Linked DNA regions of Homo sapiens: region 2 is linked to region 1. Evidence: chromatin loops called from intact Hi-C (ENCODE). Cell type or tissue: A673. All regions are shown on one strand. Links, peaks and the distances in the headings refer to the core of each region. The heading gives the core; the rest is flanking DNA.

Evidence for each region. Hi-C counts contacts between places; a loop is a spot of excess contacts. Peaks named below come from ENCODE experiments on the same cell type or tissue, not always from the same donor. Only the 100,000 strongest peaks of a DNase experiment are listed, where the experiment ranks them.
Region 2: it touches region 1 in a loop (3-fold over the local background); 1 of 110 quality-filtered maps calls a loop at or near these places.

What each region holds. Positions count from the first base shown.
Region 1 is chr4:98,743,234-98,748,608 of GRCh38, forward strand. No RefSeq gene overlaps it. Among named protein-coding and RNA genes, the nearest start is that of TSPAN5-DT, 87 kb to the left of the region's middle. RefSeq lists enhancers at 4,222-4,772, 4,773-5,323. In A673, for the core only: a CTCF peak has its summit at 2,332 (motif pointing right); DNase peaks (open chromatin) are centred at 2,338 and 4,728; H3K27ac peaks cover 1,992 bases.
Region 2 is chr4:98,847,625-98,852,999 of GRCh38, forward strand. The region is part of intron 1 of LOC105377343 (a long non-coding RNA gene); the gene reads right to left. Among named protein-coding and RNA genes, the nearest start is that of EIF4E, 79 kb to the right of the region's middle. In A673, for the core only: CTCF peaks have their summits at 2,932 and 3,132; DNase peaks (open chromatin) are centred at 3,077 and 4,407; H3K27ac peaks cover 2,856 bases.

The DNA.
Region 1 (5,375 bases), core at 186-5,185:
CACATGGACAGGCACAGTCCCTTATTTTAAAAGTGTCTAAGGTTGACTCCAAATTTTCCATTTTAACATTTTAATTAGGGTAAAATATACTTCATTTTGCCTAAACAAAGACCAATTGTAATAAACCACATTTGCTTTTCATTTTAGTGAAAACTTCAAGTAAAGCCCGAAAGGGTCTTCCACTGCGGAAGGGACCTGGGATAAGCTGTAGAGAAGAAGAAGTTGCAAGACCAAGTTTGTTGTAAACATAGGCTTCTAGCATTCCCTGAGCCCTCTCTGTGCATGGAGCTCTACTCTGAGCCCGAGACTTAAGGAAGAAGCTTATCCTTTCCTGGAAAGACAGGGCAAACAAAATGAGAACCCATGTTAATAGAGAAGATGGGCACATAAATAATGACTTACAGGGTAGAGCTAGGTGCTTGGGATGGCAAACCACATGGGGCAGAATACATGAATTTGACCTAAAGAGATTTTTGTGGCTCTTTTATGGCTACATTCTAGGTCAAGAGACTTCAACCAAATAGCTCTATCTTCTTCCATTAGGGCTCCTCTAACAAAAATACCTTAGACTAGTCATTTATAAACAGTAGAAACTTATTGCTCACAGTTCTGAAGGCTGAGAATTCTGAGACCAAGACTCCAGCGGATTCGGTGTCCTGTGAGGGCCCCTTCCTTATAGATGATGCATTCCAGCTGTGTCTTCACGTGGCAGAAGGGGCAGAATAAGTTCCCTCTAGCCTCTCTTATAAGAGCACTAATCCCATTCATGTGGCTCTGCCCTCATGACCTAATCACCTCCTAAAGCCCTCACCTCTTAATATTATTGCTTTGGTGATTAGGTTTCAATAATAGATTGTGGGTGAGAGAACACAAATGTTCAGACCATAGCTTCTGGGTACAGAGGAGGTCCATCATATTCAGCCTCTCTGCAGATGGCCTTACCCATGGCCCAGATGCCTCTCCAGAATCTCTGAAAAGTCATTTCATTCTGCAGGCCCTTTCTCCTCCACCTCGTCCATTTACCTATAGTACAGCTACCTGCCTTCCTAATTCCTACTGGTGGGAGCTTCAGGTGTGGGGCCCAGAGACTCTTTATGTGGAGTCAACTCATCTCAGATGGGTCTTGGTGAGAATGAGATGGTGCCAGTGTTAGCAGCAGTGAATCCGTATGGGTTTGCAGCAACTCGATTCTTGGCTCCTCAGAGGAAAGAATTCACTGGAGAGGCATAAGGCAGATTGAGAGACCAAAGCAAGTTTTAGAGCAGGAACCAAAGGAAGTAAAGTATACTTGGAAGAGGGCCAAGCAGGCAACTTGAAAGATCCAAGTGCACTTTCAGCCCTTCACTTGGAGGTTTATACATTGGCATGGTTCCAGGGTTTGTGTCTCTCCCTTGATTTTTTCCTTGGGGCAGGCTGTCTGCATGTGGTGGCCTGCCAGGACTTAGGAGGGGCTACATGTGCAGTGTGCTTACCAAAGTTTTGTGCATGTTCATTTGAGGTGTTTTTCCCTTACCAGTTCATATGGTTTGGCTGTGTCCCCACCCAAATCTCATCTTGAATTGTTGTTCCCATAATCCCCATGTGTCATGGGAGGGACCCAGTGGGAGGTAATTGAATTATGGGGGTGGTTACCCATGCTGTTCTCATGATAGTGACTTCTCATGAGATCCGATGGTTTTATAAGCATCTGGCTTTCCCCTGCCAGCACTTCTGATTCCTGCTACCCTGTGAAGAAGGATGTGTTTGCTTCCCCTTCTGGCATGATTGTAAGTTTCCTGAGGCCTCCCCAGCCATGTGGAACTGTGAGTCACTTAAATCCCTTTTGTTTATAAATTACCCAGTCTTGGGTATAATTCATAGAAGCATGACAACAGACTAATACACCAGCCGAATATTCTTAGAAGAAGTTCATATACCAGTTAAACACCACCATTTTGCCTTTTAGGGCACATGCTTGAGTCCACTTACTCAGCTCCTGAGATCTTATCAGGAAGCCGCTGATCACCCACTTCAGGTGTTTTCTATCTAATGGGAGCCTGCCTTTCTCTGGTGCCAGCTGTGTCCAATTATTATTTTAGAGTGACAGTTAACAACAACTTGAGCATCACCTGATGGTCACCTGACATTCCTTGTGGGGACCTCTCCTACCCTGCTCATGTCTGCCCAGCTACCTACTTTTACACCGGGGGTAATAGAACTAGGGTGTTTAGTACCATTAGATGCAATGACCTGTAAAGATTGACTGAGTAACTGCACATATGTCCTGTTTCCTCTTTTATCCCTAAAGCATATGTTCTCTGAGATCTCCCAATCTACTATCCACTCCCCAAGAGGGCGCTCTGGAACCAGGACACACTCAAATCACCTAGTTTTAAAAACTCTCCAGATGAGCAGTGCTGCCTCCATGATATTAACCAGTCAAATCTCCAAGAGGTCAGACTCCTGAGGTCCAGGGTCTCAGCCAACATGTGCGAGCTCCTTGGCAAGCTAACATTTTGACACTGTTTCAAATTAATATTTTAAAAATATTCTAGGATTTTCAGCTTAATGTTTGCGGGAGATGACAAAATGTTCGGGCAGATGGGTGGAGCAGGAGGACATGGATGCCAGGACTCAGCATCTCCTCTGTTGACCCAGCAATCCTGCCTTGGCTGCACCTCACTAAGGGAAACAAAAGCTTAGTGTTAATTGCACTCATCTTCCTTAGACCGTAGTTAGTTGACCAACTATTTTTATTCAAGGGTGCCTCTTAGAGGTTCTAATTCTCAATCCAAGTGGCTGTATAAGAGCTTTATTTCTTTGAACCACATGCAGTACTTTCCCTGAAAGGAATTTGGTGAGTGTAATTTTCACCTCTCATTATATTTCCAATGAGTTCTTAGTGCGCTTGCGTGCACGCATGCACACACACGATCAGGACTCCTGGAAATTGCCATATTAGTCCATGTCTTGATCTAATATTGCATGGACAGAATTTCACATGGGTCATTTGTTGTCCTAGTACTTTTTAAGTTAGCTTAGTGCAAACAAAACACAAAACTAAAATAATTTACCTCCTAAAGAATTCAGAGCAATTTAGAGAATGCATCATAAAAGATTGCTTTCAATTTTTTAAATTTTGTTTCTTTTTCAAGTTGGGGTATTGTTCTGTCACCCAGGCTGGAGTGCAATGGCACCATTATGGCTCACAGGTACCTCAAACTACTGGGCTCCCGCAATCCTTCCTCCTCAACCTCCTGCCACCTGCCACTGTGCCTGGCTAATTTTTTTTTTTTTTTTTTTTTTGGTAGAGACAGGGTCTTGCTTTGTTACCTAGGCTGGTCTCCTGGGCTGAAATGATCCTCCTACCTCAGCCTCCCAAAGTGTTGGGATTATAGGCATGAGTCACCGTGCCCAGCCCAACTCTCAAATTATATCACACAGGCAGGAAGTGTCTGATAGCAGGTGGCATAGGCTCTGTGGGACTGTTTTCTTTTAAGAAACAATCTCTCATCATCAACATGCTTGAGGCCCCAGGAAAGGTCTTTAGTGCTTTAACTTGGGCACTCTGTGTTTGTCCAGCTGCACTGACATTTCATGGTGTGGGTGAGTCAGTGGGGAAGGGAAAGGCAGCAGCCATGAGAGGCAAGCCAAGGATATGGAACCTCTGGAAAGAACCAAAAAGATCAATGGGTGTCCTGCCTTTTCACCTCCCTATCCACTGGATTCACTTGATAGTAGTAGCAGCAAAAGAGCCATCCAGTCAGTAGGGACCTGCCTGGTCTGCAACGAAAGAAGGAGGCTTTCTGGGCCCTATTTCGTCAAGAGAAGGATTTAATATTTCACTTAGCCAGACCTCCATGTTCAACTGAAGGACAGACATCCCCGTGGATGTCTAAGCAGACATTTATCCTGGCAGCTGTGGGGCCAGATTCCTGGACTTTATGACTCAGGCTTTTTCAAAAGCAAAAAAACACTACAAGAGAAGGCCCTCATTATTTAAAAAGAATTAAGGATTCCCAGTTCAGGCAAGTCTTCCAGGGTCCTAAACTGGGGATCAGTCAGGTGAATTCAGCCAGTGATTGGTTTGGTTCACACAACGTTTTATTTTTTATTTTTAATTGGCAACCCCTGCACAAAGCAACAATACTGGAGGTAGGGTTTCAGGATTTAGACTGAGGCCCACAAGTGTTTTCTGAGCACTCTGGATGGGCAGGCTCTCTGATAGGCCGGTTCTCTGATAGGCCAGTCTTCCGGTCACTCACTCTAGTCCTGCCCAGTGACCTTGAAATAAATTGCAGCGCAAAATAGCAGAGTGCCCCACCTTCAGAGTGTTTGAGACTTTCCCCTCCTGAGTGGAAACACGGAGGCTCAGAGCAAGATTAGGAGAATCAGTCTTGGCAACAGATAAAGGGATCAATGGAAGAAGGAGCAGCTGAGGCCTGGGGAAATTTACATAAGCCTGCTAGAAGTAGGGGCTCAGAGCCTCAGAAGGGACAGTAAGAAACCAGACCAAAGGAAAACATCTGTAATGAGCTGTGAGGACCAGTGAGCTGCAGAGGTCAGAGCAGGCACCTCCCCACCTACAGAACAATCAAGCAGTTGCCAAAGCAAACCTTTCTGCAGTTGGGATTTATTTTATTGTCATTCTTCCCTTCCCATGGCTGCTGAGCCTTTGAAGTAATCCTCAGCGTGAAAAGATAGGAGGATGTGCACATAAGAGGCCCTTTGAAAAAGCCTTAGGGAAAGTAGCCAAGCTCCGGAGGGAGCAATTGTAAAGTGACTAGAACAAGGAAGTAGGGAAGGACTGTGGGGAGACCAGGCGGGTAGCTTAAAACCCTTGCCATAGCAAGCCTTTTTTAAGTGGCAAGCCAGAAGGCCCAGCCCAGTGGGCCTCAGCCAGCACTTGGGCTCATGGTCCTATTTCAGCATGAAATTCATTCCTGTGACTGCAAGGGAGCCGAACAGTACAACGATCTTAATGACTGTATTGCAAACCACAAAGGATCTATGTTCATGAATAAGCAATAATCAGCTGAAAACATATTATGTTTACCACAAAAAAAAAAGGCGGAAAGAGCACAAAATCTAGTGAGTAAAGTGTAGGCAGCAGATAGTAATGTGGTAGCCGATGTTCATCCCCTTGACCACTCTCATCAGGCCCAGAGACATGGTGCTTACATTTGCTCCAGTGGAGACTGGATAGAAAGAGTAGAGATGCAAAGAAAAAAACAACCTTAGCTTTTTAGGGAAAACACTAAGGGCTCTGGCATAAAACTGGAGAGATTACAGGGGGTATGTGAATATACAGAGCAGGTACCTCATCTGCTCTGCCATCATGACCAATAAAGAGCTTTGAGCCAGAGAGAGGGAAAAGAGTTTGCAGTCAAGGAAAA
Region 2 (5,375 bases), core at 175-5,174, 100 kb after region 1:
CTGAGAACTAAGGAATTTTAATTATTTACTAGATGTGGAGCCTAGGACATCAGACAGAAGTGCAGATAAGGTCTGCCTCTTTCCAGCATAGCTAGGGGCATGGCTGACTCCAGATGTGCCCATGCCTTATCTAGAATCTAATGCTCCAAAGTAGTTAAACGGAAAATTTTCAAGAGTCAAAGAAGTTGGTCATGGTGGCTCAGACCTGTAATCCCAGCACTTTGGGAGGCTGAGGCAGGTGGAACAGAACAGAACCTTAGATTTTGAGAGGGATCTATCCACTTTCAATTCCTGGGGTTCCGTGAGGAAAATTTTCCCCAAAACAGGTTTTTCCCAAAACATGATCTTGTGCCTCCTCAGTTCTTCCCAAGAAGTCTCAGGCTATAAGAGCTTGAATATCTGCTTTTAATCAAGCTGACTTTTAACCATAGCGCTCTTATAAAAAAAAAAAAAAAAAGGTCGTTTTAAATCTCTTATTACCTGACTTTAGCCATGCCAAACCACCAATATTTCTGACTTTTGAACTTTACCAAAGGTACCTCCCAGGTGCTCAAAGAAAATTCAAGATGGTTCATGGAGGGGAAGAGAATAAAAAAATGTCAAACGTCACTCAAATATCAACCAGAAAGTACGCATACCCTAAATCAGGATTGAACCTGCCACTGTAAAATGGCAAAGCCTTAGCTGCTGAGCTACAACATTGGGCAGTTTCCATTGCCCGACCCAGAAGGAGTCCAGAGCAGCCAATTATGAGCTTGCAAAGGCTTTTAACTGTTCAAAATAATTTTTAGGGCTAACTATGACAGGAGCCCCAAAATCCCTGTTCTATGGAAGCCAGAGACCAAGAGGAAGTACTGCCACGTGGTTACAAGGTCAAGCTCCCAAGAACACTTTTCAACATGTGGTCTCTGGGCAGGATGAAACAGTGGACAATTGCCCTGAATAACAGAAAAGATAGAAAAGAGAAAGGAAAGGAAGGGAGAAAAGCATTGCCTGCAGCAGAGTGGGGAAGGCAAGGAGTTCAGGGAAGCCAGAGAAAGACACACCCATTACAGTGACACTGAATCAAAAGTTCAGGCAGCTGCTTGTTGGTAGTGAAGGAATCTTTTCCAGCAGTCCCATCAGCTCTTGAGATTCCCTCTTTGGGGAGAAAAAAAGTTCCCCATGTCCCATGATCCTGTACATGCCTAATCCTGTCACCCACAGCCATCAGCAAAGAGTGCAAGGCAGATTAATCCAAAAAGAATAGCAATTAACATCCTGTAGTGCCAAATCCGTTCTTAGCTGAGGTACTTTACTGAGAGGGATCTCTAACCCTCTAAATCTTAGGAAGGACTCTAACCTTCCTAAGTCAGGCCTTGAAGGCAAGTGCAGTCAAGTGTCCTGCCTTTTAAGAGGCACCTTTAACCTACTCTGTCTTAGGAGAGACTTTAACTCTCCTAAGTTGGGCCTCTAACCCAATCCCATCCTTTACCGGGATACCCTACCACTTACCCAAAGTCAGCCAATCAGTGTTGTAGTCTATTTCCTTTGGGTTGGGGGTCTCCTCAGTATAGTCCCTTTGGGGTTTGCAAGGAAAATGTTATTGGAAAGGGGTCCCAATCCAGACCCCAAAGAGAGGGTTCTTGGATCTCATGTAAGAAAGAATTTGAGGCAAATCAGTAGAGTAAATTGAAAGCAAGTTTATTAAGAAAGTAAATTAAAGAATGGCTACTCCACAGGCAGAGCAGCCAGTCATGATACATTATTTTTTAATGTATTGCTGAATTTGTTTTGAAATTATTTTATTTGGCCAGGCGCGGTGGCTCACACCTGTAATCCTAGCACTTTGGGAGGCCGAGGCGGGTGGATCACCTGAGGTCAGGAGTTCGAGACCAGCCCGACCAACATGGAGAAACCCCGTCTCTACTAAAAATACAAAATTAGCCGGGTGTGGAGGCGCATGCCTGTAATCCCAGTTACTCGGGAGGCTGAGGCAGGAGAATCGCTTGAACCCAGGAGGCAGAAGTTGCGGTGAGCCGAAATCGCACCATTGCACTCCAGCCTGGGCGACAAGAGCGAAAACTCCATCTCAAAAAAAAAAAAAAGAAATGATTTTATTTAGCATGTTTGCATCCATGTTCACAAATAAAATCGGCCTTTATTTTTCTTTTCTCATTTTGTCCTTGTTGGATTTTTGTATCAGGATTTTGCTAGACTTATAAAATGATGTGGGAAGTTTTCCTCTTATCTATTCTCTGGAAGAGTTTACAAGATTGAGATAATTTCTGCCTAAATGTTTGGCAGAACTTGTAGTTGATGCCATCTGGGCCTGGATACTTTTGTATGTGTGTGATAGGTTTTTAATTATTAATTCAGTTGCTTTAATAGTAATATGATTTTATTCCTCTTTCTTTCATAGGTTTAGTGAGTTGCATTTTTGTTGAAATTTGTCCCTTTAAATCAAACTTTCAAATGTATTGGCATAAAGTTATAAAAAAAAAAGTTTGTTATCTTTTGAGTGTTTGTAGAATCTGAAGTGACATTTTTCTTTAAATTCCTGATCTTGGGTATTTCGTTTTGCTTTCTTTCTTGATCAGACTGAACAACTTAATCAAATGTATTAATGTTTACAAGGAACCCACTTTTAGTTTGGTTGGTCCTTGCTTTTGTAGATTTGTTTTCTGTTTCATTCATTCTCCTATCTTTTTACCATGCTTTTCCTGAGCTGTAAATTTGTTTTAATTCTCTTATCTTTAACACTCCTTTCTTTTTACTTCTTTTCTAACTTTAAGCATTAAAATGAATGCTTAGCTTATTAGCTTTCAGCCTTTTTATTTTCTAATGTAAAGTTTCCTCTAAATAGTGTTTTAATTGCATCTCACAAGTTGAGGAGCCACTGACAATTTATTCTTCTACTTAAAAAAAAAATATGATTTCCTTATTATGTTGATTTGTCTCCCTCCTCTGGAATATAAACTCAGTGAAGGCAGATATTTTTGTCTATTTTGTTCACTGATTTATCCCCAGAAACTAGTACTATGCCTGGCACACAGTAGGTAATCAAAAAATATTGAAGGAATGAACAACTTAGAAGTTGAGGGCACCTGTAGTTCTAGCTACCTGGGAGGCTGAGGTCAGAGGATCACTTGAGCCCAGGAGTTCCAGACTGCAGTGAGCCATGATTGTGCTATTGCACTCCAGCCTGGGTGACAGAGTGGGACCCTTCTCAAAAAAGAAAGAAGGAGGGAAGGAGGGAGGGACGGAGGGAGGAAGGCAGGAAGGAAGGAAGGAAGGAAGGAAGGAAGGAAGGAAGGAAGGAAGGAAGGAAGGAAGGAAAGAAGGGAGGAAGGAAAGAAGGGAGGAAGGAAGGAAGGAAAGAAGAAAGGAAGGAAGGGAGGGAAGGGAGAGGAGGGGAGGGAGGAAGGAAGGAAGGAGGGGAGGGAGGAAGGATAAAGAAAGAAAGAGAAAGAAAGAGAAAGAGAGAAAGAGAAAGAAGAACAAGAAAAAGAAAGAAAGAGAAAGAAAGAACAAGAAAAAGAAAGAAAGAAAGAAAGAAAAGAAAGAAAGAAAGAAGAAAAGAAAAGAAAAGAAGTGGATGATTGTTGTGAAGAAAACAGAACTGGGTGAGGAAGACTGGGAAACAACATGGAGTTTTTACAATTTGAGGAGTTAGAGTCAAGGTAGAGCTTGATGAGCAATGACTTGAGGAGGAGTGGGAATATGCCATATGGATATCTGGAGGAAAGAGGCTCTAAGCAGAGGAAAAAATGGAAAAGCCTTGAGACTGGAATACTCTAGAAACGTCAAGGAGAACAGAATGGCTGGTGTGGAATGACCAAGGAGGAGATTACTAGGTGATAGGGAAAAAAAGAGGTAAAGAGTGTCAGAGCACATAGAGTCTTTGGGATATGAAAAACTTTGGCTTTTATTATGCGAAATGAGGAGCTATTACAGCGTTTTGAGCATGCATATTGCGTTTTTAAAGGATCATTTTAAAGGATCATTCTGGCTGTGCTGAGAATATAACAGAGAAGGAAGGATAGAAGTAGGAAGACTAGTTAGAAGGTAAGCTAAGACTTATTGAAGTGACTTCAGGCAAAAATTGGAAGAATTAAATTGGATACAACAAGGAAACACAACCTTTTTAAGTTTTGCAGAAAAAAAAAACAGAAATGATTTAAGGAAAGGTTTTATTTTTTAAGACGGTAGCGATAAACAAATATTTGTATACTAATAGAAATGACCCAATAGAGAGCAAAGCATGAGTGGTTCCCAAAACCCAGGATTCTAAACTCTGGGAGAGGAAAAGAATCAGTACAAGAGGGTGAAGGGAGAAGAGCAAGAAAGATACTAGGGCCTGATGGAGAGTGGTCACTGAGACTTTTATGTAAACACTAGCTTCAAATTACAGCTACCGGAAATACCATTCCCCCTGGAAAGTTTCAGAGTAGGGTGGCATATCTCCTCCCCTTCCACATAACCAATGCTACAATTGCAAATCAGGAAAGAATGGTTTCACATAGAAGTGAGAGTGGGTTTGTCAGCCTTTTCTCCAACCTCCATGGGAGAGCTGCTGTGGACCCCAGAGTTCACATTACCACCATTTCTTCCTTGCATTCTTGATTTTATTTTCTGGTAAACTGCATGTGGTTTATCTTAATATTTAAATCCTACCTCCCCACTCCTGCACCATATTCCCTCATCAAGACACGTGCTGTCTGTTCTCTTTATTTTGCAAATCCCATAGCAGAATTAAGTGGGTGGGTTATTTGCCAGCAGATCATTTAGAGAAAGATGTAATCATCTAGATCGGGGTTTCTTGACTTCAGCACTATGACATTTGAGGCTGGATAATTCTTGGTGGTGAGGGGTGCTGTTTGGTGCATTGTGGGATGGTTAGCAGCATTCTTGGCCTCTCCCTACAAGATGCTAGTCACACCTTCCTCCCCACTTTCCCCTCATCCCAATTGTGACCAAAAAAACAAAACAAACAACAACAATAACAACAAAAAAACAGAAGTACTCCAGACATTGCCAAATGTCCCCTAGGGTTCAAAAATTGCTCCCAGTTGAGAACCACTGATTTAGATGTAAATTTTCTCAATTCATTAGCCAGGAGCAGTGGCTCATGCCTGTAATCCCAACACTTTGGGAGGCTGAGGCAGGTGGATCACCTGAGGTCAGGAGTTTGAGACCAGCCTGGCCAACGTGGTGAAACCCCACCTCTACTAAAAACACAAAAATTAGCTGGGCATGGTAACGGGCGCCTGTAGTCCCAGCTACTCGGGCGTCTGAGGCAGGAGGATCACTTGAAGGAGGTGGAGGTTGCAGTGAGCCAAGATTACGCCACTGCACTCCAGCCTGGGCAACAGAGTGAGACTCATCTCAATAAG